Linked DNA regions of Homo sapiens: region 2 is linked to region 1. The links are chromatin contacts, found by Hi-C or POLR2A ChIA-PET in ENCODE. All regions are on one chromosome and are shown on one strand. The core of a region is the stretch at or near the end of the contact, and the rest is flanking DNA. Distances in the headings are between cores, read along the strand shown. Region 1 overlaps YARS1 (tyrosyl-tRNA synthetase 1). Region 2 has its middle 16 kb from the start of RNF19B.

What was found. A loop is a pair of places that touch in the nucleus more often than their neighbours do. ChIA-PET counts read pairs that join two places held with the same protein, here RNA polymerase II (POLR2A). Pooled maps may share reads with other maps.
Region 2: a loop to region 1 is called in a pooled map, with 5 times the contacts of the local background. The contact joins two enhancer-like sites. A Hi-C loop is called at or near these places in 7 of 50 pooled maps. POLR2A ChIA-PET finds 5 or more read pairs at or near these places in 2 of 52 experiments (BJ and GM10248).

What each region holds. Positions count from the first base shown.
Region 1 is chr1:32,796,650-32,801,258 of GRCh38, forward strand. YARS1 (tyrosyl-tRNA synthetase 1) reads right to left here. Exons shown (of 13, transcript NM_003680.4): 5 at 1,114-1,194. Among named protein-coding and RNA genes, the nearest start is that of YARS1, 18 kb to the right of the region's middle. RefSeq lists an enhancer at 2,639-2,768. Within about 2 kb of position 2,507, at least 7 of the 41 ENCODE cell types and tissues checked have a DNase peak (open chromatin) inside an H3K27ac peak, as active enhancers do.
Region 2 is chr1:32,978,681-32,983,289 of GRCh38, forward strand. It overlaps the pseudogene RPL18AP4. Among named protein-coding and RNA genes, the nearest start is that of RNF19B, 16 kb to the left of the region's middle. RefSeq lists enhancers at 1,765-2,381, 1,885-3,084. Within about 2 kb of position 2,656, at least 33 of the 41 ENCODE cell types and tissues checked have a DNase peak (open chromatin) inside an H3K27ac peak, as active enhancers do.

The DNA of each region.
Region 1 (4,609 bases), core at 1,257-3,756:
ACAGTGCCTGGCCCTCAAAAAATTTATATTGTGGCTGGGTGCAGTGGCTCACACCTGTAATCCCAGTGCTTTGGAAGGCTGAGATGGGTGGATCACCTGAGGTCAGGAGTTCAAAACCAGCCTGGCCAACATGGTGAAACCCCATCTCTACTTAAAAATATAAAAATTACCTAGGCATGGTGGCAGGCACCTGTAATCCCAGCTACTCGGCAGGCTGAGGCAGGAGAATCGCTTGAACCCGGGAGGTGGAGGTTGCAGTGAGCCGAGAGTGAGCCATTGCACTCCAGCCTGGGTGACAATAGCGAAACTCAGTCTCAAAAAAAAAAAAAAAAAAAAAAAAAAAAAAATATATATATATATATATATATATATATATATATATATATATATATATATATATAGTAAGCATTTCTGTATTCATTAACTATATCAAAAAACTAAGCCAGGCACAGTGGATCTCACCTATAATCCCAGCACTTTGGGAGGCCAAGGCAGGAAGACTGCTTGAGCCCAGGGGTTTGAGACCTGCCTGGGCAACACAGGGAGGCCTCATCCCTACAAGTAATTTTAAAACTACCCGGGTGTTGTGGCATGCACCTGTGGTCCCAGCTACTTGGGAGGCTGAGGTGGGAGAACTGCTTGAGCCCAGGCTGTCGAGGCTGTGATGAGCCATGACCGCATTACTGCACTCTGGCCTGGGCGACAGAGTGAGAACTTGTCTCAAAAAAAAGACAAGAAAAAGAAAAAGATGCTGGGAAATGCGAACCAAATGCTCTGTGAAAGGACAGTAGTTCCAACTGGTAATGCCTCTCCTTGGAAACTGGGCTATTAGGAAAGGAGTAAATCCAACAGGTGCGGGAGCAGCTTCCTGGTTGTCACCAGGCACATGGGCTCTGGAGTTTGAAAGATCTGGGTACTAATAATTCCTGCTCAGTTACTAACTGTGTGATATTGGACAACTTCTTATCTTCTATCCTCAGTGTTCTCATCTGCAAAACAAGGAGAATATTTACCATACACTATGACTAGTGGGACTGACACATCATAGTTCAATAAACACAGCTGCATACCTCTGAGGTGCAAGTGAAAAAAGACAGGAAAGCAGACACTCACCTTCTCTGCAAAGGTGAAAATCTTTCTCTGATCAATGCCTCCAAATTGGGCATCTACTTTTAAATACTCTTCATCCAAAGCCTGTGGAAAGAAACACATGAACATAAACATCTACTTTATTTTTTTGAGACAGAGTCTCGCTCTGTCGCCCAGGCTGGAGTGCTGTGGCGTGATCTCGGCTCACTGCCACCTCTGCCTCTCAGGTTCAAGTGAGTCTCCTGCCTCAGCCTCCCGAGTAGTTGGGATTACAGACATGCACCACCACGCCCGGCTAATTTTTTGTATTTTTAGTAGAGACAACGTTTTGCCATGTTGCCCAGGCTGGCCTTAAAATCCTGAGCTCACCTTGGCCACCCACCTTGGCCTCCCAAAGTGCTGGGATTACAGGCGAGAGCCACCATGCCCAGCCTAAACATCTACTTTATTTCTTCTATATGGGTCTGAGAAATCAGAAACTTTAGGAAATTACTAGATTTTTCAGAAGGTAAAGCCAAGAAGAAAATAAACAGCAGTCAGCTTCCCTCTTGGCCTCAAAAGCTGCAAAGACAGTTGCTGAGTGTTTGCGGTGAACATTACTCTATGTGGATGTCATGGGATAAAAAAATAAGAGTAGTCTCTGCCCTCAGGATATGCAGAATCCTGCAGGGAGGGAGAGAAGAAGAAAACAAACCATAGTCATGCCAAAGGTATTCTACTGAATAAGGTGGCCTGTGACAAATGAAATATAAGTAGCATAAAGAAGTCCTGTGAGAATTCGGGAAAAAGGTAAGACTGAACTAGAAAACAGTGACTGTCTGGGTGCGATGGCTCACGCCTGTAATCCCAGCACTTTGGGAGGCTGAGGTGGAAAGATCACTTGAGCCCGGGTGTCTCTCCAAAAATAAAAAACAAACAAACAAACAAAAAGAAATTAGCCAAGTGTGATGGTGCGCATCTATAGTCCCAGCTACTCAGGAGGCTGAGGTAGGAGGATCACCTAAGCCCAGAGAGGTCGTGGCTGCGGTGAGCCATGATCGTGCCACTGCACCCGAGCCTGGGAGACAGAGTGAAGCCCTGTCTCAAAAAATAAAATTAAATTAAAATAAATAAATAAAACAGTGACTGTCACTTATGACATGCCAGGCCTGCTGCCAGCTCCGTGGATGGTGAGATAAATCAGACCCAGACTCTCCCTTCAAGAAGCCCAATTATCCAGCTGGGGAGAGACATGTAAACAGATCATTTCAACTCAGCGTGCTAAGGGTTAACCCAGATGTTCATATAAGGAACAGTGTTGACATAAAAGAAGAAATTATCTCTATTTAGTAAGATGGGTGTGGAGAAGTCTTCCTAGAATCAGATTGTGGGCTAAGCTTGGTTTTGAACAACATATAGATGTTTTTCACCATGCAGAGGAAATAGAATGTGAGAAGGCACAGAGGTGTGAAGTGTTTAGGGAAATTTTGAGTGATTCAGTCTGCAAAAGTACGAACTTCAAGGGAGGTGGGAAGTAGTGACTGATGAGGTTAGAAAAGTAGGTAAAGACCATGAAATGTCATGCTAGGGTGCCTAGTGTTATCTTGGCCAATGAAAGGTTTTAAGGAGAGGAGAAATATGACCAGCACTGTAGGAAGATCTCAACAGTAACAGGGCAGGGCAGAGACTGGAGACTCATGGGTTGGAGACAAAGTGAATGCCTCAAAGGCTATTGTGAAAGTCTAAGTGAGAAATATCGATGGACAAAAGACAATGAGGACGCAGAGCAAGAATGAATTTAAGACATTTTAAAAAAGTAGAATCGATAAGATTTAGTGCATAATTGGCTGAAGGGAAGAGGAAGAGAAGGCTGAACAAGCAGGAACAGTCTAGAACAGCATTATCCAACAGAATCTTCTGTGGTGATGAATATATTATATGTCTGTGCTGTCCAATATAGTAGCTAACCAAGAACTTGATATATAGCCAATGTGACTAGAGAACAAAAATTTCCATTTTATTTAATAGCCACATATGACTAGGACTAGAGGCTACCACATTAGACAGTACAGACCTAGTTTTTTCTTTCTTTCTTTTTTTTTAGAGATGGAGTCTCACACACACAGAATAAAACAGAGATGGAGTCTTGCTACGTTGCCTAGGCTGGTCTTGAACTCCTGGCCTCAAGCGATCCTCCTGCCTTGGACTTGGGATTATAGGCATAAACCATGGCGCCCAGCCAACAGTGCAGAACTAGCATGTCTCCGGGTTTTCTTTTTTTAAGATAGGGTCTCACTCTGTCACCCAGGCTGGAGGGCAGTGGCATGATCTCGGCTCACTGCAACCTCCACCTCCTGCGTTCAAGCGATTCTCCCACCTCAGCCTCACAAGTAGCTGGGACTACAGGGGCATGCCACCACACCTGGCTAATTTTTGTATTATTTGGCAGAGATGGGGTTTCACCATGTTGGTCAGGCTGGTCTTGAACTCCCAACCTCAAGTGATCTGCCTGTCTTGGTCTCCCAAAGTGTTGGGATTACAGGTGCCAGCCACTGCGCCCAGCTCCAGGTTTAACCTTGGAAAATATCTCTTTGAGGTGACAAGGGAAAATTTTATTTTCTCATATCAAGCATTATAAAGGGCTAGACGTGTTGGCTTACGCCTGCAATTTCAGCACTTTGGGAGACTAAGGCAGGAGGATCACTTGAGGCCAGGAGTTCAAGACCAGCCTAGACAACATAGTGAGACCCTGTCTCTACAAAAAATTTAATTAAAAAAAATTATACAGATATACAAAGAAAAAGTGAAGTCTATCCATATTTTCATCCTGCCTTCACAAGGTAAACAGTATCAACAGCTTGGTTTGTACTTTTCTTTTTTTTTTTGGAGATGGAGTCTTGCACTGTCTGTCACCCAGGCTGGAGTGCAGTGGTGCGAGCTCCGCCTCCTAGGTTCATGCCATTCTCCTGCCTCAGCCTCCTGTGTAGCTGGGTCTACAGGCGCCCGTCACCACACCTGGCTAATTTTTTGTATTTTTAGTAGAGATGGGGTTTCACCATGTTAGCCAGGATGGTCTCGATTTCCTGACCTCGTGATCTGCCCGTTTTGGCCTCCCAAAGTGCTGGGATTACAGGCGTAAGCCACTGCACCCGCCTGGTTTGTATTTTTCTACCCTTCTCCTTGCTCGTACAAATATATGTGCACACAAAGGAAACAGAAGGATGTTTCTGTTAAAACATGTATTTGTTTTAACAGAAAATAGGATCATGCTCAAATTTATTTTCACATATCGCTCTGAAGTTTATTTCCTTTATTAAGATTATGATAAAAAGGATTATGATTAATATAAAGATGTATGAGATGAACAATGTCTTAAAGGACAGACAGGTAGAGAAGGAATTATAATGGAAGAAGTAAAAGAGCTTCCCAGGAAGCGGGGAAGGAAGACGAGAGACACACAGGAAGGCCTATAGGTTGGAGAAGGAATAGAAAATGCATATATTTAACTGGTGCCAGGAGAGAGGTTTGTGTACAGTACAGG
Region 2 (4,609 bases), core at 1,406-3,905, 180 kb after region 1:
CACCTCAGCCTCCCTAGCAGCTGGGATTACAGGCACTCGCCATCATGTCCGGCTCATTTTTGTATTTTTGTAGAGACAGGGTTTCACCATGTTGCCAGCCTGGTGTTAAAATCCTGACCTCAGGTGATCTGCCTGCCTTGGCCTCCCAAAGTGCTGGAATTACAGGTGTGAGCCACCTCACCCGGCCCCCCACAGTGATTTATGAGGGAAGTACTATCATCATAACTCCCACTTGGCAGATGAAATTAAGGCCCAGAGAGGTGAAGTGACTTACCCAAGGCCACTGAGATAGCAAACAGTGGATTGGATCTGCTCTCCAGACAACTGCCCTACATGCCTGTAATTCCAGCACTTTGGGAGGCCTAACGGGGATGATTGCTTGAGGCCAGGAGTTCGAGACCAGCCTGGGCAACACAGCAAGATCCCATCTCCATAAAAAAGTAAAAAAAACCTAACTGGGCATGGTAACACGCACCTGTAGTCCTAGCTACTTGAGAGGCTTGGTGGAAGGATCACTTGAGCCCAGGAATTCAAGGTTGCAGTGAGCAGTGATTGTGCCACCATACTCCAGCCTGGGTGACAGAGTGAGACCCTGACTCAAAAACAAAACAAAAAACCACAATTGCCTCTAAAATACATCTCTCTAAACTAGCCCTCTTCTCTCTTCTGTCTTCTCTCTCTCTCTCATACACACACACACACACACACACACACACACACACACACACACACTCTGGGGGTGATGGGATTAATGCTGGTAGAACTGGTTTCTCCATCCTTCAGCATGCCTGGATGTAGTGGTCCTTGCCTCTGCCCCAAAGCCAAAATGACGGGAAACTTGCATTTAACATCTTGTTAAATATGCCTTAAAAAGAAATCCAGGAGAGTTAACCCAACTGTTAATAGTGATTATCTCTAGGTGATGAAGTTATATGTAATCTCTATTTTCTTATTTTTACTTATTTGCTTAAGTTTTTTTCTGCCATGAATTTATTAAGTTTTGTCATAAGTAAAAATAAATACATAAAATTATTCTCTATTTTAATAATTATCTGTGGTCCCACAGATGGAGGTATTTCTATTAAATACTCAGAAGGGAGCCGGGTGCAGTGGCTCACGCCTATAATCCCAGCACTTTTGAAGGCCAAGGTGGGTGGATCAGTTTAGGTCGGGAGTGGCCAAGATGGTGAAACCCCATCTCTACTAAAAATACAAAAATTAGCCTTTTCCTTTTGTGGGTGGTGGCAAAGGTGGACAGAAAGCCATGAAGGCCTTGGGCACACAACAAGAGTACAAGGTGGTGTGTCACTGCCTGCCCACCCCCAAATGCCACACACTGCCCCTCTACCACATGCAAATCTTTGCGCCTAATCATGTAGTCGCCAAGTTCCACTTCTGGTACTTCCTATCTCAATTAAAGAAGATGAAGAAGTCTTCAGGGGAGACTGTCAACTGTGGGCAGGTGTTTGAGAAGTACCCACTGTGGGTGAAGAACTTTGGCATCTGGCTGCGCTATGACTCCCGGAGCAGCACCCACAACATGTACAGGGAATACCGGGACCTAACCACCATGGGCGCTGTCACCCAGTGCTACCAAGACATGGGCACCCAGTACCGCGCCCGGGCCAACTTCATCCAGATCATGAAGGTGGAGGAGATTGCGGCCAGCAAGTGCTGGTGGCCAGTTGTCAAGCAATTCCACGACTCCAAGATCAAGTTCCTGCTGCCCCACTTGGTGCTGTGCCATCAGCAGAAGCCACGCTTCACCAGGAGACCCAACACCTTCTTCTAGGTACAGGGCCCTCGCCCGGCTGTGCCTCAAATAAACTCAGGAACACCCTGGTGGGGAAAAAAAAAAGTTAGCTGGGCATGGTGATAGGTGCCTGTAATCCCAGCTACTCGAGAGGCTGAGGCAGGAGGATCGCTTGAACCCAAGAGGCGGAGGTTGCAGTGAGCCGAGATCGCACCACTGCACTCCAGCTTGGGTGACAGAGTGAGACTCTGTCTCAAAAAATAAAAAAAAAGAAATACTCTCAGCAGGGGTTTGTCCTGGGCACTGGCATCACACAGAGAGGAAGTGAGAGCTCATCCAGGATTAAAAACAAGAATCACCATTTCTGAAGGATTCCTCTGAGCCCAGTTCCTTGTTCCTTCATAGCCATTGATATGCATATCTCATTTAATCCTCAAAATCAGTTTAGGAGAAAAATTATTTCACAGCTGAGGAAACCAAAGATCCTGAGACTTAGAGAGGTTACATTACTTGCCCAGGGACACACAGCTAGAAAGTGATGGAGGCAGGATTTGAATCCAGATCTAAGTGACTTCATAGTTTGTAAATTTTTAACCTCTGAACTTTGCCCTTCCAGTTGCAAGATGCTGATGCATTCCTGTATTTCCAGCTCTTCACACACAGGCACTCATCGATATTAGCACTGCCTAGAGAAGCCAGTGAGGTAAAGATCATTGTCCCATTTTCCAGGTGAGAAAATTAAGGCCAGAGAGGGGACTTGCTCAGTGTGGTCAGCTGAGAAGTAGTGGCATTCCTTCTAGAATCCAGGTCTCCTTTCTTGCCTCTGGCAGCCTTCCTCCTTCCTATACTTTCTGCCAACTGCTGAGGCTTCCGTCTCGAAACAAATGACTCAAGGTAAATCACTGGTTGGACTTCCCCTTTCTCAAAATACAGGAAGTCTGTGTTGTTTGCAGTCCCTGTGGGTGAACAGTTTCAGCTCAGTTACGAAGTAGGCTGGGCCACATAGAGGACTGGGTCCTGCTGGGGCAGGGTTCCAGGCTACTGGGGCTGGCACCGCTGCATTTTTCCTTCCTAAGAGTCATGTCAGTGTGTCTGTCAAGTCAGGCTTGACGTCTTACCCCAAAAAGCCTGCTGTACTATTATGAAATTTAGAAAAATGAGCCCAAGAGGGAGGGGCCCTGTCAATAATTAATAATAACAACTATTATTTCATGTTTATGGCACATTAACCTTCCTACCAGGCACTGTGCTAAGTGGCTGACACGTGAACCCATTTGAGCCCCGTAACAGCCCTAGTAATAAGGTTCTATAGCTTTGGAGCCAAATAACACTAGATACAAATCACAGAAATGCCACTTTCCAGCTGTGTGACATCAGGGACATTATTTACATTCATTCAGTAAATACTTTTGAGCACTTACTATGTGCCATATTTCAGTGAACAGAACAAAGATCCCTGCTCTCTTGTGATGTTTACATTCTACAAGGTAAAGCAAAGTGTAAACATAATAAATATAATAAATTATAAATACACATAAATAAACTGTGTTAGAAAGTGGTAAGGGGAAGATACAGTAGAGCAGGGAGGAGACAAGGAGTGCTGATGCAGCATCAGTGCAGGGAAGAGGCAGGATGAGTTGTTAAACAGTGGTGTCAAGGAAGGTCTTGCTGAGAAGGTGCTATGCATACAAAACTTTAAGGAGGTGAGGGAGTTAGCCATGTAGGTAACTGGGGAAACCCTTATTAAGCAGAAGGAACAGCCAAAGCAAACGCCCTAAGTGTGCTTGGTGGTTCCAAAGAGTAGCCAGGGCCGGGTGCAGTGGCTCACACCTGTAATCCCAGCACTTTGGGAGGCCAAGGTGGGCGGATCACAAGGTCAGGAGTTCAAGACCATCCTGGCCAACATGGTGAAACCCATCTCTACTAAAAATACAAAAATTAGCTGGGCATGGTAGCGCGCCCCTGTAGTCCCAGCTACTCGGGAGGCTGAGGCAGGAAAATCGCTTGAAACCGGGAGGCGGAGGTTGCAGTGAGCCGAGATCGCACCACTGCGCTCCACCCTAGTGATAGAGCAAGACTTTGTCTCAAAAACAACAACAACAACAAACAAACAACAACAACAACAACAACAACAAAAACAAAGAGCAGCCAGGAGGCCAGTATGGTTGAACAGTGAGCCAGGGAGAGAGTCCTCCCTACCCATAATGTTGCCCCAGTGATTCTTTCTTATACTTTGTTCTGTGTTTCCTTCCTTGCTCTTCTCATAATTTCCAAGTATTTAGTTTACTTGAGTGTTTGCTTATTTCTTGTTCTTTTCCTCCACTAGCCCTAAGTTCCTTAAAGTCAGAGAACATATTAGTTTTACTTGGTGTTGACCACAGAGCCTGGGACATAAAAAGCACTTAAAGTTGAATTAATGAATAAACCATCCATCCATCCATCCATCCATCCATCCATCCATCCATCTAGTCACAGTTATGATAGAATCTTCCCATCATGTAGATGGGAAATAGTAATTTCTCAGGGTAACTCTGGTTACCCTGAGAGTTCTAGTTCAGGACATTAGCAAGAGAGTTAAACTGCCTGGGTTCCAGTTCTGGTTCTACTGTTTACTGGTTGTGTGATCTCAGGCAAGTTAAGAAAAAAACCTCTCTGTGCATCAGTTTCCATATCTATCAACTGGCAAAATAGTAGTATCATTCTCTAAGGGAGGGTTGTAAGCAGTGTAAACAGCACCAGGGGTATAGTGCTTATGTATGTGTTTTCCCTATGCAGTCTAGCCATGAGCGTGAGGAATCCACTTCCTTCCTCCTGTACCAGATCCCAAAAGGGCAGAGAGAAGGGCAAGGGGTGCCA